Linked DNA regions of Mus musculus: all the other regions are linked to region 2. Evidence: chromatin contacts called from ENCODE Hi-C or POLR2A ChIA-PET data. All regions are on one chromosome and are shown on one strand. The core of a region is the stretch at or near the end of the contact, and the rest is flanking DNA. Distances in the headings are between cores, read along the strand shown. Region 1 holds the start of Atad5 (ATPase family, AAA domain containing 5). Region 2 holds the start of Tefm (transcription elongation factor, mitochondrial). Region 3 holds the start of Rnf135 (ring finger protein 135).

What was found. A loop is a pair of places that touch in the nucleus more often than their neighbours do. ChIA-PET counts read pairs that join two places held with the same protein, here RNA polymerase II (POLR2A).
Region 1: a map of left cerebral cortex shows a loop between it and region 2 (2.3-fold over the local background). The contact joins the promoter of Atad5 here to the promoter of Tefm in region 2. A Hi-C loop is called at or near these places in 7 of 37 maps with a recorded cell type or tissue (T-helper 1 cell, adrenal gland, heart and 2 more). POLR2A ChIA-PET finds 5 or more read pairs at or near these places in 4 of 5 experiments (Patski and embryonic stem cell).
Region 3: a map of heart shows a loop between it and region 2 (4-fold over the local background). The contact joins the promoter of Rnf135 here to the promoter of Tefm in region 2. A Hi-C loop is called at or near these places in 7 of 37 maps with a recorded cell type or tissue (adrenal gland, heart, left cerebral cortex and 1 more). POLR2A ChIA-PET finds 5 or more read pairs at or near these places in 4 of 5 experiments (Patski and embryonic stem cell).

Annotation. Positions count from the first base shown.
Region 1 is chr11:80,087,687-80,091,210 of GRCm38, forward strand. It overlaps Atad5 (ATPase family, AAA domain containing 5), which reads left to right and starts at 1,714. Exons shown (of 23, transcript NM_001029856.2): 1 at 1,714-2,150. The coding sequence starts at 2,085.
Region 2 is chr11:80,140,388-80,143,573 of GRCm38, forward strand. Tefm (transcription elongation factor, mitochondrial) reads right to left here and starts at 1,766. Exons shown (of 4, transcript NM_183275.2): 1 at 1,690-1,766. The coding sequence starts at 1,732.
Region 3 is chr11:80,182,498-80,186,138 of GRCm38, forward strand. It overlaps Rnf135 (ring finger protein 135), which reads left to right and starts at 1,372. Exons shown (of 5, transcript NM_028019.4): 1 at 1,372-1,758. The coding sequence starts at 1,420.

The DNA of each region.
Region 1 (3,524 bases), core at 464-2,963, 53 kb before region 2:
ATACACACAATGCCCAGTGTGTTCCACGGGGCTGGGATGTTTTCGTGATTGTGCTGCAAGCTCTCTGATCCTCTGTGGCACTCCAACAACATTGACAGTCCACTTACTTGTTCTTATTTTTATTTATTTTTAAATTATGTGTGCAGTTGTGTGTCTGTCTGTGGGTATGTGGGTGTGTGTGAGTGAATACCTGTGAAGTCCAGAACACGGCATCAGATCTCCTGGAGCTGGAACTAAGGACTGTTGTGACCTACCTGACTTAGGTGCTGGCAACCAGACTCAGGTCCTCTGCAGGTGCAGTCTACGCTCTTTTTTGTTTGTTTGTTTTTTGTTTTGATTTTTTTTTTGAGACAGGGTTTCTCTGTGTAGCCCTGGCTGTCCTGGAACTCACTCTGTGGACCAGGCTGGCCACAAACTCAGAAATCCACCTGCCTCTGCCTCACAAGTGCTGGGACTAAGGCATGTGCCACCACTGCCCCAGCAGCAGTTAAATCTTTAACCACTGTGACTGGGTTTTACAAAGACTGTTTATAATGGTTAATTGTGGGCTGGGTGTGTAGCTCAGTAGCCCAGCCCATGCTTTCTGAGGCCTGAGAGATGACTCAGTTGTAAAGGGCTTTGTTGCTCTTGCAGAAGACCTTGGTTTGGTTTCCAGCATCCACAATGGTAGCTCAAAACTGCCTGTAATTCCAGTTCCATGTTCTCTTCTGGCCTCCAATATATACACACCAGGCAGTGGTGGCGCACGCCTTTAATCCCAGCACTTGGGAGGCAGAGGCAGGTGAATTTCTGAGTTTGATCTACAAAGTGAGTTCCAGGACAGCCAGGGCTATACAGAGAAACCCTGTCTCAAAAACAAACAAACAAACAAACAAACAAACAAGAAAAAATATATTTGTGTGTGTGATGTGTATAATATGTTCCTGTGGGTTAGTGCAGATGTACATACATACATGCAGAGTACAGAGATCAACATGAGGTGTCTTTTGGCTGCCTCTTTTCTTCCTTTTTTAGATTTTTCGTGATAGGGTTTCTCTGTGTAGCCTTGGCTGTCCTGGATTTCTCTCTGTATACCAGGCTGGCCTCAAACTGCTGGTCTGCCTGTTTCTGCTAACTCCAGAGTGCTGGAATTAATGGTGTGAGTGTGCCTCCGTTGCCTGGCTCCTCTATCTCTTTTTATCTTCTGTCTGTCTGTCTTTCTGTCAGTCAGTCTATCTACATATCTATCTATATAACGACAGAGTCTCTCGGCTGAAATGGAACTTTCTACGTAGTCTGGCCTCAAACTTAAAGATATCTGCTGCTCTGCCGTCCAAGTGCACCACCACTTCCTGGCTTCAAAAATATAATTTTAAGAATAGCTAAAGTCGCCGGGTAGTGGTGGCACACGCCTTTAATCCCGGCACTTGGAGGCCAGCCTGGTCTACAGAGTGAGTTCCAGGACAGCCAGGGCTACATAGAGAAACTCTGTCTTGAAAAACAAACAAACAAAAAGAACGGCTAAAGTCTAAGTTAATTCGGCCACCAAATGATTAGGTAATCTTAGACAAAACACGTCTTCAATAAGTCAAACTTTAACATGGAAGTGCGAATCTCTGAAATTCAACTAGATTCCTAATCTAAAATTGCTACAATCGCGCGCAGATTCGCCAAAGGAAGTAGTTTGTCCTTCGCGGCTCACCGTCTGCGCAGCCTCCGACAGCGGTCGTAGGCTCCGCCCCCTGCGCTCCGGACGGCGGGAAAACCCAATTGACAGAACTCCCGCCGAAGCCCCACTAGTCCGATCTGCGTTCTGTGGGGCTCGAGCGCTTATTCTGGAGAATCTGCCCCGGGGGCACCTTGTATTGTCCCGCCGCCACCTCGGGGCCTGAGCCCGGGCTTCCCGTACATCTCTGTCTGAGTCTGACTCGGCGGCCCTGGGCCCAGCCTCTCACTCGCGTCCGGCCGGTGGTCTCTACGAGACCCGAGACGGGCTCCCCGGCTCGCAGCTCGCTCCCACTGGACCTGCCGCCCCTATGGCCTCCAGCCAGGCTGGGCCGGACCTCTGAAGGGCCTAGGAGCCCGGGTTCTAGGAGGCAGAGATCATGGTGGGGGTCCTGAGCATGGCGGCGGCTGCAGCACCCCTTCCTGTGAAGGACTACGAGATTGAGGTGAGGATCCGTCAAGTTCCTTTCTGCCAGTGTTGGGGAATTGTGGCGTGAGGATGGGGGGAGTCCTGCGTGCTTCTGGGACGAGGAAGGAGGGACACGATGACCCACAGTCATAATTTTGTGTGGGATAGTTGCCTCAGTGTGCCGTGTAAAGCTCTCACAAAAGCGTTGGCATTTTAAGATATTTTCGGGCTGGTTGTTAAGTCAGGATTTGAAAACTACAGTTCCCGGGTCCTTGAAACGTTGGTGGAATAGCATGTCACCAAGGATTTCAGGGTCACTTTCTTTGTTCATGATGATGTGGGATCACAGAACGGCGAAGAAGATGAAGCTTTAAGTTCAGCTAGTCCCGTACTAATACCTGTCCTAGGAATTCCATTTAGAATGTCACTTAAATGGATCAAGTAAGGAACTTACCGTGACCGCAGAGCTTAATGTAATGTAGTTAAGAGTCTCAGTGACATGTAGGTGCTTAATATTTACCATGTTTTAGAGAATACACTAAGTAGAGGACAGTGCTTAATGTAGGAAGCCCTTGCTTTCTGAGAAAGAAAGAGAAATATATACTAAACAACTATAAAGATATTCTATGCCGTTTAGAAGTAGTTTTTAGGATCTTAAAGTACATCTCTGACCTACTTTTTCTTCTGTCATCATTACAGGCTTGTGCCTCTTCAGAGATGCTATGGTTTTTATACACCATATACCAGGCTAGCTTTCTGATGTGTTCTGGTGCCCTTAAAGTGAGCTAAGATGTGTATTCACTTAAATTCTAATTCTTAATTTTTATAATTAAGTAACTTTTTCAGCTACAGAATATTTATATTATTTACTGTGTAGCACAGCACATCTCAAATTCATCACCTACTCACCTCAGCCTGCTTATTCAGGGATCACAGGAATGCACCATTCACACCCCGTTAATCGAGTTTTTTTTTTTTTTAAAAGATTTATTTAAATGAGGACACTGTAGCTGTCTTCAGACACACCAGAAGACATCATATCTCATTACAGATGGTTGTGAGCCACCATGTGGTTGCTGAGAATTGAACTCAGGACCTCTGGAAGAGCAGTCAGTGCTCTTAACCGCTGAGCCATTTCTCCAGCCCCAAGTTATATTTTAAAAATTAATTTGCTTAAGATTTCCATACCAGTAGATGTCAGGTCTAGTACTTGAACTTAGATCTTACTTGAGTGTCTGTTGTGTGGTGCCTCTGATACCATCTCAAAGCTTTAAAGATGATAATAATAAATTCACTTTTAATTCACTTATTATTTCAACATATTTAATTTTACCTCATTTATCTAAATGGTCAAAATTTGTCCCAATATCGTTTATTATTCCTGCCAGTTATTTTGAATGTTATTTTTACC
Region 2 (3,186 bases), core at 516-3,015:
ACAGACTTGCACACAGACCATATTATCACAGAGAATTGTCTTTAAGAGGAGTGTAGAGCTGGTTGTAGTTGTGCACACCTTTAATCCCAGCACTGGGGAGGCAGAAGCAGGAGGATCTCTGAGTTCAAGGGCAGCCTGGTCTACAGAGGAAGTTCGGGACAACCAGGACTGCACAGTGAAACTCTGTATTGAAAAACAAACAAAACATAAAGAGTAGTTTTACAATAATTACAGTTATCTATCTTTGAGGGTTTGTTTGGTTTTTGGTTGGTTGGTTGGTTGGTTTTGATCATTGGTAGGGTTGGGTTTGTTTGTGGGGTTTTTGTTGTTGTTTTCTTTTTTGAGACAGGATGTCACTGGATAGTCTTCATACTCAAATTCAGTATGAAGACCAGGATGGCCTTGACTTCATAGTAATTCAGCTGCACCAGGATAGCCAGTACTACACAGAGGCGCTGTCTCAAGGAAGAAGCTGTAGTTGCCTGGCACTGTAACTCCGTATGTACAACCTCAGCACCTGAGGGGCAGTCCATACAAGATTCAGATTCCAAGAGTTTTATGACAGTCTGGACTACCTGAGACCTCATCTCCAAAAATTTAATTAATTAAAATAAAGAAATTGTAGTCTTCTCGGGATAAGTAGAGTCCACCTTTAATACCAGCATTTGAGCCAGGCAGTGGTGGCACGTGCCTTTAATCCCAGCACTTGGGAGGCAAAGACAGGTCGATTTCTTAGTTCAAGGCCAGTCTGGTCTACAAAGTGAGTTCCAGGACAGCCAGGGCTACTCAGAGAAACCCTGATTCAAAAAAACCAAACAAACAAACAAAACCAGCATTTGGGAGGCAAAACCAGGCAGACCTCTGAGAGTTCATGGCCAGACTGGTCTAGTACAGTGTTCCAGGCAATGAGACTGTTTGCTAAAGTAAAAACAATCAAAAAAGTTAAGGGCCAGTTAGATAGGACCTAGTTTCTGGCAAGGCCTTGGTTTCTATACCTAGAACCACTTAATTTTAATTAAAATTATTTCAAATGTCTGCTACTTATGGCATTTATAATATTATGAGGATTTTTTGTATCGCCTCTTATGATTGATCTCCAGTTCCATTTTTTACTAGTTTATCATCTGATGGAACTAAAGGAAATTAAACTTTATACGTTTATAATAAATGTTTTAGCTGGTCAGGAGTGGTGTTCCTCACTTGCAATCCTAGCATTTAGGAGATGGAAGCAGGAAGATCAGGATTTAGCTACATAGTGAGTTGCAGGCCAGCTTGGGCAACATGGAGCTCTGACTGGGGCAAGCGGGGGCTGGTGATATTAACTAAGTGGTGGGGACGGTTTATTTTGTTCTGCATGGTTCTCAATATTGCTAACAAGGCTGTATTTTTGCAAGCAGTCTACATTGTGCAATGGATAACTTTATAAGACAGTGTAAAGTCATCCTCCCAGCGCGGCCACAGGAAGACGACACAGCCAGAGGCTAAGCGAGCTACTCCGGCCCGGGAAGGGGCGCACGCGCGTGGACCCCGGGCCATTAAAGCGGACGGGCTCCGGGGCTGGGGGACATGAACGCCCCTCAGCTCCGCTACAGCTCCACGCTGGACAACCGGACACAGGGCAGAAGAGAACCACTCCCGGTTACAGGCTAGTGACTGGAAAGCAATCCACCTCGTGCTCAGGAACCCTACCTCCGGCCTTGATGAGGCAAGCAAGGTTTGTCCTCCAAGCCATCGCCAGGCTCTTTCCCACGCCTGTGTTCCTCCTCAACTTCCGGTTTCGTGTGCTCCAACAAAAAGTGCTCGGCCGGGGCTGGGCAGAAGGGTTCCGGCGAAAGCGACAGTCTCAGGGAAATGCCAACGGAGTTCCTAGTAATTGATGGCTGATGGTCTCTGGAGAAAGTGTGGCCGTTCGGGATCGCCGAGATGCATAGGAGTAGACTAGGTTTAATCCTGTTTTGGGGCGAGTCTCCTCTGGGTTCCCAGACACACAGCAGACAGTGGGGAGCCTATATGCACACATGTAACCCTGTCCGGAGTTGAGAGGAGGAGTATCTGGGAGAGATGCACGGGATAAGGCCAATGTATGAGGTCGCTTTGACGCTGGGCACTTTTGACTGTTTGAAAAGGATGGGGGGAGGTGAGTCTGGAGCCACATTTGATCCTTGGAATGCGAAGTGGAACAGTTGAAAAAGTCGGGCAGGTTGCTTGTTTTTTAGTTGCAAAGTCAGATTAGAGGGGCTTTCTAGAAAAAAAGAAAATTGGTCATTTGCAGCCAATGTGAGGCTGGACTGTAGAAGAACCTGAGGACAAGAAAGAGGAATCGGAAAGTTATTGTGATATGTTTTATAAAACAATTGTTGTGTTTTATGGAGCGCGGTATGGTGTGGTGAGGTGCCCATCCTGAGGCATCCCCTCCTCTCCGAGGTACCCAGCTCCAGTATGGCATAGAGTTTATTGGGGGGGGGGGGAGTTAAGAAGGGAGTAGAGGCAGGGAAAGGGGGGAGAGAGAGAGAGAGAGAGAGAGAGAGAGAGAGAACACGAACGAACTGGTGGCCCAGTACACGTTGAAGAGGACGGGGAGGGAGAAGAGGAGAGAGGGGAAAAGGGGTCAGAGAGAAAAGAGTCAGAGAGGGCAAGCAGTTCCTTTTAGAGCAAAGCCAGGCCTACCTGGCTGTTGCCAGGTAACTTGGGCGGGGCGTAGGAGGAATGACAACAGATTTTCTTGCCAAGGCAGAGTGAACTGTGGGGAATGAAACCTGGGCTAAGGAAGAAGAGTGGAAAAGGGTCTAGTAATGGGTTTGTGGTTATATTAGACGTCGTAGCTAACCTATAATGCCCACACTTAGGAGCATGAGGAGAATTGTGAGTTTGAGTCCAGTCTAGGCTATGTAATGAGTTTGAGGCCACCCTAGACTACAAAAATGACTCTGTCTCAAAAGGCATCAACAACAAAAGCTATTCACAGGCTCAGCCGTTCAGAGTACTTGTTGCTCTTGTGGAGGATCCGGCTTTGGTTCACAACATCCACATGGTGGCTGACAACCATCTATAATTCTGGTTCCGGGGATGTCCAATAACCTCTTCTGACCTCCACAGGCACCAGGCACAGACTTGGCACACAGACATACATGTAGGCAAAACACTCATATACACAAATTAATAAGTCTAAAATAAAAGTTATTCTTA
Region 3 (3,641 bases), core at 122-2,621, 42 kb after region 2:
CTCCCTGGGGAGGTGGATCCTCTCTAGCTTCTAAAGTTCTTTGGACCTGACTGCTGAGGTACCTGCTAGAGCAGTGATTCTCAATGAGTGGGTCATAACACCTTTGGCAAACTCCTATATTCACATGACTATTCATAACAGTTGCAAAATTACAGTTGTGAAGTAGCAAGAAAATTATTTTTTAAAGATTTGTTCATTTATTTTATGTATATGAGTACACTGTAGCTGTCTTCAGACATACCAGATCCCATTACAGATGGTTGTGAGCCACCATGTGGTTGCTGAGTACTGAATTCAGGACCTCTGGAAGAGTAGTTGGTTATTTTTTTTTTAAAGATTTATTTATTTATTATATGTAAGTAAACTGCAGCTATCTTCAGACACACCAGAAGAAGGCATCAGATCCCATTATGGATGGTTGTGAGCCACCCTGTGGTTGCTGGGCATTGAACTCGGGACTTTGGAAGAGCAATCAGTGCTCTTAACTGCTGAGCCATCTCTCCAGCCCTGATTTACTTATTTTTTTTTCTTTTTCCATTTTTTTTTTTTTTTGGTTTTGTTTTGTTTTGTTTTTCGAGACAGGGTTTCTCTGTATAGCCCTGGCTGTCCTGGAACTCACTTTGTAGACCAGGCTGGCCTCGAACTCAGAAATCCGCCTGCCTTAAAGGCGTGCTCCACCACGCCTGGCTTCCAATTTTTTGTTAGGTATTTTCTTCATTTACATTTCAAATGCTATCCCGAAAGTCTCCTATACCCTCCCCCCAGATTTACTTATTTTTAAGAAGAGCAAATAAAGACTGAGGCTGTCTTTTTTTTTTTTTTTTTTTTTTTTAATTAATTATATGTAAGTACACTGTAGCTGTCTTCAGACACACCTGAAGAGGGCATCAGATCTCATTACGGGTGGTTGTGAGCCACCATGTGGTTGCTGGGATTTGAACTTCAGACCTTCGGAAGAGCAGTTGGGTGCTCTTACCCACTGAACCATCTCACCAGCCCCTGAGGCTGTCTTTTAATGTCATTTAATGCATATGAGTACACTGTAGCTGTCTTCGGACACACCAGAAGAGGGCATTAGATCCCATTTTTGTTGCTACTTCATAACTGTAATTTTGATACTCTTATGATTCTAAAATGAGTTCCTGAAGCGGACCTTCTTCATAGCTTAAGTTGTTGGGGTTGCGTGTTTGTGGCTAGGCGAGCAGGACCCAACTACTAGAGAGAGATGATTTTTCCAGGCCAAAATCCAGGCAGGTAGCCAGCAATGTCCGGCGCTTTTAGAGGCTGGGGAGAATTAGCAGCTGGGCGGGTCGAGCTGATGGGAGGGGCGGGGCGAGCTGATGGACAAGGCGAAGTGTTGCCGGGGAAGTTAGTAGGACAAGGCGGAACCTAAGGGTGCTTCCTGGCTGTCGCCTAATTATGGCGGCCGTTTGTTCTGGCAATGCAGTCCCCGTGTGGCTGAGCGAGGACGACCTGAGCTGCATTATCTGCCAAGGGCTACTAGACCAGCCCACCACGCTGCCCTGTGGCCACAGCTTCTGTCTCCGGTGCCTCCATGACCTGTGGGTCTCGAAGCGTGGGGCCGTGGATGGCTGCCCTTGGGCTTGCCCCATATGTCGGAAGGGTCCCTTGACAAAGCCCAAGCTGCACAAGAACCCGCTGCTGCAAGACCTGGTGGACAAGTACCTCCAAGCGGCGCGGGAGGTCGAGGCTGGCTCGGAGCCTGAACCCGCCCCCGCGCCGCGTTCTGCGCCCCAGGTAGGAAGCCTGCACCGGACTTCCAGATCTCTTTTTCTGCCACAAAATTTGCTCAGTCTAATCTGTTTTCTGGAGAACCTTAAAAAGTTTATAGCTGTATAAAGAAATACAAAAGCCCAATGTGGTGGCCCCATGCCTGCAATTCCCCGTTTTGGAGTGGCTTGCCCCACAGGGCCAGAGTTACATAGTAAGATCCCATCACAAACAGTTAAAAATCCAAGTCCCATCCACCCGAGGTGTGGTGCACACTTGTATAGTTTTAGTTTTTCCCAGCCTTCTGTGATGTCTGGAGATTCTTAGTGTGGTAGAATGTATGTGCCACAAAAATTGCCATTTTCCCCCTTAACTCAATTGGCCTATTTGTATATTTATTGAGACAGGGTCTAACTAGACTAGACTAGGATGGCATTGAACCTGGGGTGACTCCCTCGGCTTTCCAAGTCTGGGATTACAGGTGTGGGCCACTTGAACTCAAAACTTTGCCTGCTTCTGCTTTTCAAGAGCTGGGATCAAACACAGGTGCCACGACTGGCCATCTGAACAATTTTTTAGTGTACAGTTCGATGGCATCTCTCTTATTTCCAATACTGTGCTTCTGTCACCGCTGTTGCCAAGGTAATTTCATCAACTTAAAAAAGACCTCTGTACCCACTCACTAAGCAATAACACCTGATTCCTGTCCCTCCAGCCTCTCTGTATCTCATCTCTCATAAGCTTTATGTCTGAGTTTACCTGTTATATTAGGTCAGAAAGCGACGCACTGAGACCACCACTCCCATTCAAAGGCAAGAGTGTTTTTTGTTTGAAGAAAGCAAGAACCCTGCATGCAGGGGCCAGCCACTTATAAAAATGGTGACCCCAGACAAAGGGGCACAAGGCATCCATGGGAAACTAGAGGAATTTTATCAAACATTAGGTAATCTAAAACTTCATTAGTGGGTGCTGGGGAAGTTACATGGGTTGGTTTCTGATTAGCTGCTATGTTAGATTTACTATACTTGGGGAGGCCTTGAGGAAATCCCAGGAGATGACTCAGCTCTGAGCTTCCAGAGCCATTGATTATTAACAGCCCATTGTCTCAATCTGCTTCCCTGGGAAACTGAAACTTTTCTACTTCCAAGGTTTTTATTTCATTTTATTTTTTAGGGGACCTCTCATTATACATGTTTCATGTAAATGGGCCCCTTTGTGTCTAACTACTTTCAGTTTCATATTTTCAGGGCTGCTTGATGTTTCAGCATGTATCAGATCATCATTGCTTTGTGTGGCTGTTTTATCATCTCTGTGGATATGTAAGACCCCCGAAGCTGTGCCTCCCCTCAAGTCCTGGGATGAGCTGGCCAGCACGTCAATGACTTGAGAGAAATCCACACCTGATGCAAACTGCAAGAGGTTTTATTATCAGCTAGCTGAGGATGAACTCCTCAACGCCCTGCAGGGCAGGAGAGTTCGACCCTGAGCAGTAACAGTAGGGGGCTTTTAACAGCTAGCTGAGGAATTGGGAGGAGTTGGGAGGAGAGTTGGCTACAGCTCCTTTCTGGTGTGTGTGTGTGTGTGTGTGTGTGTGTGTGTGTGTGAGCTGTAGCTCCTTTATCTCTGTGTCCTTGTATGTCTTCCTACAATTATCGAATCTCTGGCTGTAAGGCACAGAAACAAAAGGGCTTTTTACTGGCTATAAAGAACAAAGAGCTTCTTTCTGGCTGTATTTTTAGAGATCAGGGAAAACAAGCTTGGGGAACGTCCAGGGGCTTTACCTTCTAGGGAGAAACGCTCTAAGTCGGGGTCCCACAGATATATATCACTTTCCAATCAATGTATCTAGCTATGAACATTTGAATCCTTCCCATCTTTTGGCTAGTATGACTACTAATACAATGTACATT